3 separate regions of the Homo sapiens genome follow, and all the other regions are linked to region 1. A link is a contact called in ENCODE Hi-C or POLR2A ChIA-PET data. All regions are on one chromosome and are shown on one strand. The core of a region is the stretch at or near the end of the contact, and the rest is flanking DNA. Distances in the headings are between cores, read along the strand shown. Region 1 holds the start of BCL11B (BCL11 transcription factor B). Region 2 holds the start of WDR25 (WD repeat domain 25). Region 3 holds the start of LINC02325 (long intergenic non-protein coding RNA 2325).

Evidence for each region. A loop is a pair of places that touch in the nucleus more often than their neighbours do. ChIA-PET counts read pairs that join two places held with the same protein, here RNA polymerase II (POLR2A). Pooled maps may share reads with other maps.
Region 2: a loop to region 1 is called in a pooled map, with 8 times the contacts of the local background. The contact joins the promoter of WDR25 here to the promoter of BCL11B in region 1. A Hi-C loop is called at or near these places in 1 of 37 single-sample maps with no recorded cell type and 7 of 50 pooled maps. POLR2A ChIA-PET finds 5 or more read pairs at or near these places in 1 of 52 experiments (T-cell).
Region 3: a loop to region 1 is called in a map of CD8-positive, alpha-beta T cell, with 9 times the contacts of the local background. The contact joins the promoter of LINC02325 here to the promoter of BCL11B in region 1. A Hi-C loop is called at or near these places in 6 of 168 maps with a recorded cell type or tissue (CD4-positive, alpha-beta T cell, CD4-positive, alpha-beta memory T cell, CD8-positive, alpha-beta T cell and 1 more) and 12 of 50 pooled maps. POLR2A ChIA-PET finds 5 or more read pairs at or near these places in 5 of 52 experiments (activated CD4-positive, alpha-beta memory T cell, activated naive CD4-positive, alpha-beta T cell, activated naive CD8-positive, alpha-beta T cell and 1 more).

What each region holds. Positions count from the first base shown.
Region 1 is chr14:99,268,924-99,273,596 of GRCh38, reverse strand. BCL11B (BCL11 transcription factor B) reads left to right here and starts at 1,400. Exons shown (of 4, transcript NM_138576.4): 1 at 1,400-2,436. The coding sequence starts at 2,379. RefSeq lists a silencer at 1,474-1,553 and an enhancer at 4,093-4,673.
Region 2 is chr14:100,374,509-100,378,621 of GRCh38, reverse strand. It overlaps WDR25 (WD repeat domain 25), which reads right to left and starts at 2,137. Exons shown (of 7, transcript NM_001161476.3): 1 at 2,127-2,137. It overlaps WARS1 (tryptophanyl-tRNA synthetase 1), which reads left to right and starts at 3,275. Exons shown (of 11, transcript NM_004184.4): 1 at 3,275-3,339. RefSeq lists silencers at 2,004-2,053, 2,244-2,303 and enhancers at 2,814-3,173, 3,184-3,323.
Region 3 is chr14:97,456,551-97,460,971 of GRCh38, reverse strand. It overlaps LINC02325 (long intergenic non-protein coding RNA 2325), which reads right to left and starts at 2,156. Exons shown (of 5, transcript NR_110166.1): 1 at 2,045-2,156.

The DNA of each region.
Region 1 (4,673 bases), core at 151-2,650:
CAGGCCTGGGGGCGGAGTGGGGTGGGTGCAGCTGGACTCGCCCGCGAAGCCTAGCCGGAGCCAGGCCCCGACCCGCCCTGGCCGCCTCCAGAGAAACCCTGAGAAGGGAGAGGAGGCCAGCCGCGTGGCGCGCCCAGCCCTGGAGGCCAGGTCATCAAATTGACAAAGTTGGCCACAGCCTGGGGAATGGGGGGTGTCCACGGGGGCCGTGGTCTGGCCTTGTCCCCGGGCCACGGAGAGGCCCCACAACTCCTCTTGTCCTCGCCGGTTGGAGATCAAACGGCTGACAAGGCAGCTGCGTCCTTCCCAGTCTGACAGGCATTTCCAAGTCCTACCCTGGGCCGAGGAGCGCGGGGGGCGGGGTGTGACTTCCAGGTTGCTGTGATTGTCAGGGGCGCCTCCTGGAGTCACCCACCCGAGTATCTGCGGAGATTTGGCCACACCTACTCCTGGGCTGGCAAGTCCAAGTCCCTCTCCCACGTGGAGCGCCCCGGTCCCTTTACCCTCTCGCTTGCCATAGACCCAGTTTAGGAGGTGGGGTCGTGTTTGACCCCAGGAGTTAATCGGGGTAAGGTGAGGGGAGGGGACAAAGATTTGAGTGAAAATCCTTTTCCAAGTGGGACTCAAACAAGGTCTCAAACACTTCTCACCCCCTCACGTGCTCTTGATTCTGTTGTCTTAGTGTCGTTTATTTTGTCATCCTCACCCTCCCAGAGTCTGTAATACCAGGATTTATATGGAGACACTTTTTGGAAGTTGAACTCCAACATCTACTCCCCTCCCCTCGCCGCCCGCGACCATAAAACAAAAGTAAAAACTACCAAGCGACTTTTCCAGGGAAACGAAGCGATTCTTACTGTCCCCCCAACTCCCATGTCGACCCCAACCCTTTTCCACAGTCCACGCCCCCACCCCCAAAGTCCAAGTCCGAAAGAGCTTTTGGGTGGGTGGAGACTTGCATTGATTCAATTTAGTTCACTCACACAGCACCCCGCCCCCCTTCTCAGGGGGTCCTGCTCCCAGGATGGAGGAGATATAAGGACGATTTTTCTTTTATTTTAAAATAAGCTGCCCAGTGGCCCCCCCCAACCCCCTCCCGCTGTTGCGCAGCCGGGGCTCGGGGGAGATGAGCGCACAAAAACGCGGTTTGCACGTGTGTCCGGCTTGGGCTGCGGGTGTGCGCAACTGGCGACTGTGTGTGTGTGTGTGTGAGTGTGCGCGCGCGCGCGAGTGTGTCTCTGTGTGTGCTTTCTTGTTCTCTTACAGGGTACAATGTTAAAAAGCCACCGCTAGTCGCCCCCAGTGCTCCGACTCTCTGGGTCTTTTTGTCTCTAGTGCAGATTAAACGTCACGTCCGCACTTGAACTTGAATTTTATCCCATTGTACAGAGGCAGCCCCAGCCATAGAGAGACCGAGAGCTCCCAGAGAACCCGGACTCCGCCATCTTCACGTTGCAATCTATAGCTCCCAGTCTGCGCCCGCACCGACCCAGGCGCACTGGGCGAGCCGCCCCTCCGCCCCGCTCCCCCCGGGCCCGCGGCGCCAGGGGAGCGCTGGGGAGCGCTCGCGGGGACTCGGCAGCCCCTCCGGCCGGCGCCAGCCTGCCAGGTGAACTGGGAAGGAGCCTCTCCTGGTGTCCCCCCAGAGCCTCGGAAGGGTCAGTCTCCGAGAAAAAACAAAAACAAAAACAAAAACAGGCAGCCCGCAGAAAACCCAGAAACAACCGAACCGGGGCAGTTTTACATTGCTTTGGGTTTTTTGAGGGGGCGGGGTGAGGGGGTACGAGACAAGTCCCCAAGTTTTCTTTGCTTTTTTTTTTCCTTTGCTTTTTCTTCTTTTATTTTTTTATTTGTTTGCATTTTTTTTCCCCTCCTGGTAGAAGTGCGCTTTCCACCTACCAGACCCTGAAAGAAAGTGTCAGGAGCCGGTGCAAAACCCAGTTTAAGTTCAAGAAGACATTTGCAAGTGCAAGAGGCCAAGCAGTTTGAAGAAGTGTAAGAGATTTTTTTTCCTTCGAAAGAATATATTTTTAAAGAAACCAGCCAGTCCGCGGAAAGCAACAGCAGTTTTTTTTTTTTTTGCCTCTTTTTCTTATTTTAGATCGAGAGGTTTTTCTTGCTTTTCTTCCCTTTTTTTTCTTTTTGCAAACAAAACAAAAAACAGCATAGAAGAAAGAGCAAAATAAAGAAGAAGAAGAGGAGGAAGAGAGGGAAAGAGAGGAAGGGAAAAAAAACACCAACCCGGGCAGAGGAGGAGGTGCGGCGGCGGCGGCGGCGGCGGCAGCGGCGGCAGCGGCGCGGCGGCGGCTCGGACCCCCTCCCCCGGCTCCCCCCATCAGTGCAGCTCTCCGGGCGATGCCAGAATAGATGCCGGGGCAATGTCCCGCCGCAAACAGGGCAACCCGCAGCACTTGTCCCAGAGGGAGCTCATCACCCGTAAGTGTCTGCGGAGTGCGCGCGAGGGGCCGGAGATGGGGCTCCGGGCGTCTGGGGCTGGGGACACCGAGCCCGGAACAGCCGAGCCTGGCCAGGCGCCGGGGCCGCCCGCTGGCTGGCAGAGTCTACGGCGTCGGCCTGGAGCATGGCGGGGGGCGGGGGCCATAGGAAAGTTTCTTTGCAGCCCGGGGAGTTGGGGCGCCGAGCAGCCGGACGCGCCTCGGGCTCGGGGGCCTGCGGAGCCGGCTCCGGGCCGGGGAGGGGGCATGCAGGCTGGAGGAGTGTGTGTGTGTGCGCGCCGAGCCCGGCTGGACGCTCGCCCCTCCGAGCGGCGTGTGTGGCGGCGGCGGCGCTGGTGGCGGGGTTTGGAGAGGAGGGGGAGGGGGCTGGGGGAGCGGAGGGGGAGGGGGAGCCGGGAAGTGGGGAAAAGTTGGCGAGCGCGTGGGTCCGCGCTGACGGCGCGGGCGGAGGAGAGCGGGGTGCGTTCCGGCTGGGGGAGCCGTAGGGCCAGGGGCGGCCGCCGGCTCCGGGTCCCCGGTCCCTGCGCCCGGCCCAGCAGGGTGCCGGCCGCGCCAGTCCTAGGATTCCGCAGCCGCCTTTCTCTCCCCTCCTCCTGCTATTTGCAAAATAATCCAGCTGCGCGGCTGTTTGCCGGGCTCAAGCCCCCCTCCCCACCCCCCACTTCCCCACCTCCGTCTGTCTCCTGGGATGATCTTGTCTTCTTTCCCCCACTTCAAAAAAGGTGGGGGGATTGGGGTTGGTGAAAAATCCCCGCCACGAGGAAAAAAAAAAAGGTTGTCAGTTAGGAGTGGGAAGAGAGTGATGCGCTTGTAAAATAGTAAAAGAAAAAAAAGAAAAAAAGGAGACCCATCAATCTCGTATCCATCTTTCTATCTCAGTATCTTTCATCTTTCCTATCTAAATAAACAAGGCAGGTCGCAGTGGAAATCCACCGGCTGAAATCGTGTCGATTTCAAGCATGTGGCTGGGCGGGCAAAGTCAGGCAGCGGGGCAAGACAAGCAGCAGCTTCCACCGTCCCTGTTGGGTTTATTTAGCAGAGGGGAAAAGCGAGCGCGAGCGGGCCAGGTACGGTGTTTGCAGGGGAACCCGCCCCGAGTCCCCGCACACTTGCACCGGGAAGGTGGCTTTGCGGCGCTCCCCGCCCGCCGCAGCCCGCGGGGCGGCTTCTTCGCTGCGCGCGAACATTTCCCCGCCGTTCTTTCTCTCGCGGTGCCTGGGTCGCCGTTCCTTTTTTTTTTTTTTTTTTTTTTTTTTTTTTTTTTTAACTGCAATAGAAATAAAACATCCTCTGGGTGCCATCGAGACCGCGGGCAGGTTATATGCTTGCAATCCGCCGCGCACCTCGCCGGGCTGGGGCCGGGCTGCCCGCGCGGAGCTCGAGAGGGCTGCGCGCCCAGTCACCGCAGAGGACTGGCTGCCGGGCGGCCGAGAGCCGAATATTTATGTTATATTTTAAAAAATTTAAATAAATAAATAAATATATAAAGTGGTTCTCCCCTCCCCTGAAAACCCAGCATAGGAGCCATCTGCTCGGAGCAATTGCTGTTGCCATCTCTCCTTTGTTACAGCAGATACATTAGTAAGAATTTGTGGATTTATTATGATTTTTTTTGGGGGGGGGGGAATAGAAATTAAAGTGGGATTCGCCTTGGGAGAGGGATGCCTCTTTGGAGGAAGGGAAGAGGACTTCTCTTTTATTTTTCGCCGTTGTAACACCAAAGAAGACTCGCCGGCTGCGTTTAAAACAAAATGTTTTGCAGCTAGATTTGAGCTTGGTTTGATCAAGGTCTTTTTTGCCAGTTGACATTTCGATCCTTTACCAAGCCACAGCAATCGCTTATTCTACACCCTTCCCCCTTTAGATGGGGTGGTTGTTAAAACGTCTATACTTGCAGAGGCTTAATTTCTCCAGGAGGCAATTTGCCCCACGTAGCCTCTGTATAATTGCAAGGGTTGTTTTTGAGGAGGGGGAATTGGGGGGGTCGGGGAAGGGGGAGTGGATGGGGGTGCACTGCCAAGCTGGCAGCAGCGGCGAGCCAGGAGTGGTTGCAGTTGTGTGTAAGGGGAAGAAGCAGGTAGGTTCGCTTTGCTTTGGCTCTCCTTCTCCTGGCATTCCTGGGACATCAGGCGAGAGCCCTGGCCAGAGGACTGGTGGCAGCTGGGCATGGGGGTGAGGGGTGCCTGGTGCAGCACTTTCCCATCCTTCATTTGTTCC
Region 2 (4,113 bases), core at 888-3,387, 1.1 Mb before region 1:
ACAGGCCCACAGCACAAGGCTAAGGTCCTGAGGTGTCCGTCTACCCAAGTGTGCAGGGAGCAATTCTGAGGGCATGATCCAAATCCACCCATTTCACTCCCAACACACAGATTCACACTGCAATGAATTTCTACTTGTTAAAAAAAATCTTTCTGGGCAGGGCATAGTGGCTCATGCCTGTAATCCCAGCACTTTGGGAGGCCGAGGTGGGCGGATCACCTGAGGTCGAGTTCGAGACCAGCCTGGCCAACATGGTGAAACCCTGTCTCTACTAAAATACAAAAATTAGCCGGGCGTGGTGGCACACGCCTGTAATCCCAGCTACTCGGGAGGCTGAGGCAGGAGAATCATTTAAACCCAGGAGGCAGAGGTTGCAGTGAGCCAAGATCGCGCCATTGCACCCCAGCCTGGGCGACAAGAGTGAAACTTCGTCTCAAAAAAAAAAAAAATCTTTCTGAAATTCTGAACCATCATACACAATACATGGTTATCAATTAGTTCCCAGAAAGAAGTGCTTTGGTAATTTTTTACTTCTGTGCTGTTAGCACCAAGCACAATCCAGAGAAAAAGAAGGGTGCTAGGCACTCCTAGGACAGCAGAGGGCGCGGTGGAACAGCACAGAACGCTCAGGCAATAGACCGACTTCCAAGAAAACCCAGTGCACCCAACCTTAATCAAACACGCCAAGCTCCGCCTCCATCCCCCAACAGGTGGAGTCAGGTCAGCATCAACAGATTCCCTCCAAGTCCTTTTCTAAGTCATTCCAGACAGCCTATTACCCATCTCTTCTTCTAGACAATGGGTTTCTATGTCCCCTGGAATCAACCACCCAACCTCTTCCACACCTTTCCCCCAAGTGGCATCATTCGCCTGAGGGTTCCACTGGTCTACAAGTCAGGTCATCATTCCATAAATGTCTGTAGTCAGCCTCCTCTAGTAATGCCGCCCCCGTTCGCAGCCCATTCCAGGCAGGTAACAACTTCCACACGCAAAGCCAGAGTTTAAATAAAACGACCGGGCGCGGTGGCTCACGCCTGTAATCCTAGCACTGTAGGAGGCCGAGAAGGGCGGATTACCTGAGGTCGGGGGTTCAAGACCAGCCTGGCCAACATGGTGAAACCCCGTCTCTACTAAAAATACAAAAAAAAAAAAAATTTAGCCGTGTGCAGTGGTGCGCGCCTGTAATCCCAGCTACTCTGGAGGCTGAGGCCGCAGAATTGCTTGAACCCGGGAGGCGGAGGTTGCGGTGAGTGGAGATCACGCCACTGCACTCCAGCCTGGGCTACAGAGCGAGACTTGGTCTCAAAAAACAACAACAACAACAACAACTTCTAAAGCCAGCCAGCCAGCTCATCTCCAATGGAACTAATATAATATGAAAGACTAATTATAAACTAATGGAACCGTGCACTGCAAATAATTTGGCATTTCTGTTCTCTAAATGCTAAGCCTGGTCCCGAGGCCACTCTCAACTCCTCTGCCCAGGCACCACCCACCATGCACCCAGATTCCCACCACCAGGGTGCCCGTGCTCCCTCTGGAAGGAGATGAGGGATTAAACGAAGAGGAACAGACAGTAAGATGGAAGGGAAGGCAGGGACACTGGAGAAGAGTCTAAGGAAGGAGCGAGTGACTCTGACAGTCACTATCAGCAAGTCAGCCCCATGAGGACAGGACTTTCTGTGTTTTGTTCACTATTCAATGCCCAGCGTCTAAAAATATTTCTGGAATGCAAACGGGTGGGAGGGGGAGATGCTAGGAAGTAAAAGAAATAGGATATTCCCATTCAACAAACATTTCCTGATTACGTACTCTTTGTCAAGCCCTATGCTGGGTCTGGTGTGGGTGGAAATCAAACACAAAACACAGATCCCCCCGGAGGCCCCAGAGCGATGAAAGCAACAAACAAGATACGACCAGAGATGGGTTTTGAAGGATGAATAGGAGTTAGCTGAGCTGTCAATAGTAAGAAGTAAGGTTGGTCCAAGGCACAGCGCTTTCTGAAGGAACAGGAAGTGAAAGGAAGGCGAGCGGCTATGAGAGACCGCGTTAAGCGGCACGGGGCGCTTTAGGCGCTGCCCAGTCCCGGCCCCTCCAGCCCGGGGCCCGCCGCTCACCACACGCACCGGAAGCGCTCGGTTCTCCCGGAGGCAGACCGGCCAGCACACTACCATCCAGTCACGTTCCGACGCGACGCCGCGGCCGCCAGCCAATCAGTGGCGGCCTCTGCCCCGCCCCCGCGCGAACAGCCAATGACGGCGCCGTCGGGCCGGAAGTTGTTCCGTCCGGACGGCGTTTCCACGGACGCCCAGGAGACAGCCGGTTGCTGAGCCGGGAGCGCTGACTGGCCCGGCTGGGCAGGGTAAGCGAGGGGAGTAAGGCCGGGGCGGAGTGAGGAAACAAGGGAGGGAGTGATGGAGGGACGCTGGCGCGGCGCCCAGTGGCCTGGCCCTCCCGGGAGTATCCTTAGAGCCCGGCTTGCTGCCCGCCGCGTTCTGGCACTGTGAGGCGCGGAGCCTGCCACCGACCCCTCGCCCCTTTCCTCTGAGCGCCGCCGACCCACCCCGTCTCCCTTTCCCACTGGCACCCTTCATCGTCTCCGCCTGTTCGCTTTTCCCGAGGAGAGAGGCCCCCATTTTTATTTAGCGCCTGCCATGTGCCAGAGGCTTTGCGTAGTGTTGCACTTAGTCCCCTCAACGGTAATGTTAGCAGGCTTCTCCATGCCCATTCCACAGATGAGGAAACCGAAGGGGAAGCAGAAAAGTAATGCGACCCTTGCCCAAGGTTTCGAATAAGTCCAAGCTGGGATTGAAACCCAGGCGTCTGTGACCCCAGAACTCCTGATCTTTCCACTGCACTGTGCCGCCTCGGTGAACAGATGCGGGGAATTTACAGTTTCTCTTTCCACCGCCCACGACTACACAAAATCAGTCACACTGACGCTGAGGGTGGGGAACGGGAAGAGGGTGGGGAGGTTATTTGGAGGCCAGCGGGGGGTGAGGGGTGGCTGATGCAATGACCAGCTAATGGCTCGATTCTCAAGAGGGTTTCATTGGTCTCAACCTGGCCCCCCAGGCAACCCACCCCTGATTGGACAGTCTCATCAAGAAGGTTGGTCAAGAGCTCAAGTGTTTCTGAGAATCTGGGTGATTTATAAGAAACCCTTAGCTGAATGCAGGGTGGGGAGAACGAAAGACAAAAGCATCTTTTTTCAGAAGGGAAACTGAAAGAAAGAGGGGAAGAGTATTAAAGACCATTTCTGGCTGGGCAGGGCACTCTCAGCAGCTCAACTGCCCAGCGTGACCAGTGGCCACCTCTGCAGTGTCTTCCACAACCTGGGTATGTATTGCCATCTTTGCCAGGCTTAGAGCTTGTTCGTGTTTTTAGCAAAGTGCTGAAAACCTTGGTTTAGGGGGTCAGGACTTGTGTCTTAGGATTAGGGTGTTATGCATTTTACTTCTTCCATTGACCCAAAGTTCAGGTGATTCACTGCTCCCATAGGGAACAGAGATCCTGGCTGAGCAGTCGCGGGCTTGGATCCGTAGCTTGCCTCTCAGCACCGTCATGCTGTCTGTCATAATTTTCACTGATGCACCCTCCTTCTGTGCTCAACATCAGAACGTATTGTCATTCTTATTGTGACACCCAAAAGTGTCTCGTGCCTGGCTTCATAGAAATTAATGTCTTTGCCTTTTAAGATAATGTTCATGCTGTTATTTGGCGGGGAAAGCAATCTTTCTTTTAGTGTTTAAAAAAAATGGAACATGATGGGTCCCAAAAGGTGTCAAGAAATCCTTGCTCTAAAGAAGTCATTTTCTTGTCCTCTGGGAACTTGCCAGTCCAAAGGTATTGTCACCTACACTCTGGGGCCAAGATAGAAAGGATGGTATTCTACCTCCTGGTGGTATTCCAGGGATCCAGAAACACTCCTGGGCCACATTCTCTTCTCACCTGCTCCAGAATTGGCTGTCTTGATGCCACCCTTCCCCAGATTGCAGAATCAGCGTGCCCTGATCTCTGTGAGATGATTTTGATGCAACCCAAGTCTTTATCATGTTGTTCTGTTAAACAATTCTATAGTCCTTTCCACTCCTCATCCCAATACAATACCCA
Region 3 (4,421 bases), core at 907-3,406, 1.8 Mb after region 1:
AGCCCATCCCAGGATTTCAGTTACCAGCGCCTGATTGCTTTATGATGCTCAGTACAGCACATATTGATGAAGCCCTTCCGACATCACCTGCTGCAATGTGAGCTTTCTGTACATTTTAACACTGGCCATGCTGCTGTAGGGAGGGTTATCATTCAGCCTCGGAGATGCTAAGGGTCACACATCCAACTGTGTAGGCTTTATTTGGACCCAGGACAGATTCTCACCCATGGGCATCCTGTTCACACTTCACCAGGCTGGGCTAATTCTACCCATCTTCTCTCTGCCCTGAAGGACTTATCACATAGTTACACCTATGAGAATTTTCAGCAATCTCAGAATTACTTCCTCTGGAAGTATTTGCAAAAATGGGATAATGGTAGAGGCACTAAAACTGTTCCTACACTATAAAGCCAGCAACTCTCCTGCTTATAAAATGCAGCTGGGGTAGGAATGGTAAGAATAAGATAAAGTGTAAGGTCTTTCACCTCCAAGGCACTTGGACATTATATCTTTAGACTCTTTGTTATATTGACTGCATTACTCCCAAATGCTTTTTAGAGGAGGGGGGACATTTAGAAAAGTGAATTTCTTATGATCAAATCAATATGTTGTGGTTTATGACAATTTTATACATTTATGGCTAAGAACCTATCTGCAATCACTTCCTAGACAAAAGTTAATCATCTTAGAATTTAAAAAAACATAGTTTATTTTTTACACAATTTCTGGGATTGGATTTCCCAACATGCAGCCCAAACACCTGCTCAGAGCACAGGTAAAACAGAAGTCTCACCTCAAAGTCAGCAATTTTTAGAAAAACTTGACATACAAAAAACACATAAGAGCTGTTATGTTGGACATTCTTGCTGTAATGGCTATATATATATATGTAATTATTATTATACACATACACACTCACGTTTTTCTTTTGAGTCAGGGTCTCGCCCTGTCATTCAGGCTAGAGTGCAGTGGTGCCATCACTGCTCACTGCAGCCTCAACCTCCTAGGTTCGAGTGATCTTCCCCACCTCAACCTCCAAAGTAGCTGGGGCCACAGGCACATGCCAACATGCCTAGCTAATTTTTTTTATTTCTTATTTTTGTAAAGATGGGGTCTTGTCACGTTGCTCATGTGGGTCTCAGACTCCTGGGCTCAAGCGATCCTCCTGTCTCAGCCTCCCAAAGTGCTGAAAACTACAGGCGTGAACCACTAAACCTGGCCTGTTATATATTAATTTTAATTTAAAATACCCATGAAAAGGGGAGTAGGTTATTTTCAGTACTTAAGGTCCGAATATCGTGGGCTGCTGGGCTGGGGCTCACGACCCATCCGCAAATAACACAGAGGCAGACACAGAGAAAATCAGACATTGAGGCTTTCCTCACCTGCCTCTGTCTCCCTCCATCTCTGCAACTCTGCAATGCCCCAAGCAGGAGTCTGCTTTTTTGTATAATGGGCAACCCAATCTTGGCAGGAAACCAAAAGTCAATTTCCAGGAAAGGCAGAAAAGAGGGCTATAAAAACTAGAGGACCTCTGTGGCCTTGTGGTCACCTCTCCTCTCTTGCAAAGACACAGCTGTCACCAGAACCCCACGTCTCCACCAGCACAATGCCTCTCAAGATGCTGTAAGCGCCTAGGGAAAGCCAGCCTGCTAAAGGACGCACATGTGCGCACACACACAAACTTCAGGATGGCCATCAATTCAGTTCCTCCTTTACCAAACACTGTGACATGCCTTTCCCCTCTTCTCTCTCTCTCTCTAACCAGCCTTTCTCCCCCACCTCTCCCCCTTCACAACGCCCAGTTTTATTAGTATTATTATTCTCTTAAGTGGCACATGTAGTACCACTTCCTGCTCCATGAGGCCCCGCCGAAAGCGACGGAAGCGCGCCCTCCTCGCCGTGACATCTGTCTTGGCGGCAGCCTCCTCAGGCGGTTCTCTTGGCAGCCTCCACGCTGCCACCAGGCCTGTCGGGTGGCTGTACGGCTGACGGGCTGTCACCGCCGCCTCCTCTTGCGGGCTGCCATTTTCTTTTGATTTACCTTTGATTCGGAGGCATTTGCATGCTTTCATCACTTGGTGGACAAAGTCCTCGGCAAGTCTCCCATGGCTGCTTTCTGTGTAGGCAGCCAGGAAAGGGGCGGATCCCTCTGTGACTTTGCTTTGAGGTGTAAATGGAGGCCCGGCTGGCCTATGTCACGGGGAGCCCGGAAGCGGGTGTAGACTGTCACTTCCCAGCTCCCCGGGAGACGCTATGTAGTTGCTCCTCGCTTTGGCTAGGGAGCTGCTTCGCCAGTGACAAGTGTCCCCCGTGTCAATTAGTTTATTAATCACCCAGCTAGACAACTTGGTAATGTGGTAATTTCAGGGTTAGGCTGCACCGAGTTCTTCCTTTTCTGGCTGGGCATAAGAGCTCGTTAAAGGACTTCCCCTGCTCTCCAGAAAACTCTTTCTCTGCCTTTGTGCATATCCCAGTGAAGCCATTCAAAACTGCAACTCCTCTTCCCCGGCGTGCGGACAGGAGGGAGGACAGGGTTAAATTGCTAATCGAGGTTTCGTGAGGTCTGCCAGAGCCGAGTCTCCAACACTTACATCTGTTCAACAATTATTACAGCATTTTTGTCATAAAAAATTCAACACCCTGAGTGTCGTGCTAGCAAAACCTGAAAATTTATGCAGTGAATAGAATAGCTAATTTCTCTGAGGAAATGCAGGAGGAAAATTACAGATTTTACTTAAATTCCAAACACCAGAGTGCACACATCTGACGCCCTCTTTGGATTTTTTGTCAACCACCGGACCGAAGACGCCTTCCCGTCCACCAGGAAGCGGGGAAGACCCTGGACACATGCTCTGACCTTGGAAGAAGCCGTACTGTGAAACTCCAGACTGATCTATGCACCCACCCAGAGTGTCTCTAAAAGACCTCTCTCCCAATTAAATCCATGCGTGGTACAGAGTCAGACTTCGATTCCGGAGCGAGGTTAGCGTGATTGGTTTGCGTTTTTCCCACTCCCTTCTTCCAATTTGCCCCCCACGCCTTTAAAACAGCTCCTTGGAGAAAACAGAGGGGATGGAGAAGAGCCCCGACAGCATCGAGAGTCTTAAATCTCCTTAATTCATTCTAATGCTGTTTGATGCTTGCAACGGCAGCATTGGAGTTTGCCTCTCTGCTCCATAAAGGTCTGGAATATGGATTTTATGCTAAAACTAAAGCTGTCTAGTTAGGATGCCAGCAGAGTGGAACAATATGCTACAGGCGATCCTCAACTATTCTCCAGGGCCGGAGCCTGACTTCCCGACTGGGTGTTTGTTACCTTAATCATCATTGCAGCGGGATGAACAGGAATTTCTTGCACTGCCACCACAGTGGCACAATTAACGTTATCCGAATTTTCAGAGATTCTACTGCAGAGAGAGGATACTTGCTCCCCTCTGTTAGTGACTGCTCCAGGGTCCCTGTTTATTTTCCCTAGAATGAGGTGGTCAAAGGAACCAGCTGCCCTCTGCCCACTTACTCTGTCTCATGACAGCTCAGCATGGTAAATATTTTCTCTGTAGGGTCTCACATCTCCTGACCATCTCACCTCAGGGCTGGGGAGCACAGCCACACGCCAAGAGCAGAATCCATCACTGGCATTTATGTCTTAATAAAAGCGTGTGCCATTTTCAGATAAAGTAAACACTGCAGCCATTTCCTCTTGCCAGTAGAGGTTTTTCTCTCTTTCCTTCTGAGTCATACCCTTCTAGAAGGTGCAATGTGCCTTCAGAAGAACCCAAGGAGGCTGTGATTCAGAGGTTCCAGAAACAGACACAGCTCTCCAGGCCCTGTGAGTGGCAGTGACAGAATGAGGAGTCCTCCACCCCCTGCAGCCCAGCTATGCCTCAGGCACAGAGCACCCACCAGAAGGAGGATCAGCTCCACCTGGCTCCCAGGCAAACCACGTCCCCAGGCACTGGTGTCACGGCCCAGGTGCTGCCTCTGGCTCTGTCCCACATGGAGGCCTCCCAGTGGGTCACATCCCAGCACAGTCCTCCTGCCTGATATCACCCCCAATCTGTCCTGGGGCTGGAGAGCTCTGAGGAGGGGACCTATGAGTGCAGTGTTTGCCGGCCAGGGCAGAGCCTAAGTGACCCCATGTGAATCCTACTGTGACCCTGCATGGAGACAATCAGAAAAATAACACAGACACGAGCCACAACCACACTGCTGTCAGAACGTCCCAGGCTCTCGTCCCAAGCACTTTGTCTGGCTTAATTTTCAGAACCGCCCTGTAAAGTACATATTATCATTCCCTTTTTCTTGCTGATGAGTCCAGAGTTCAAAAAGATTAAACAAATTCGCCAAGACTGCCCAGCAAGTAACCAGTAGGGCCAAGATCAGATGTCAGACAGGTCAGATGCAGAGCCCCTGCCCTC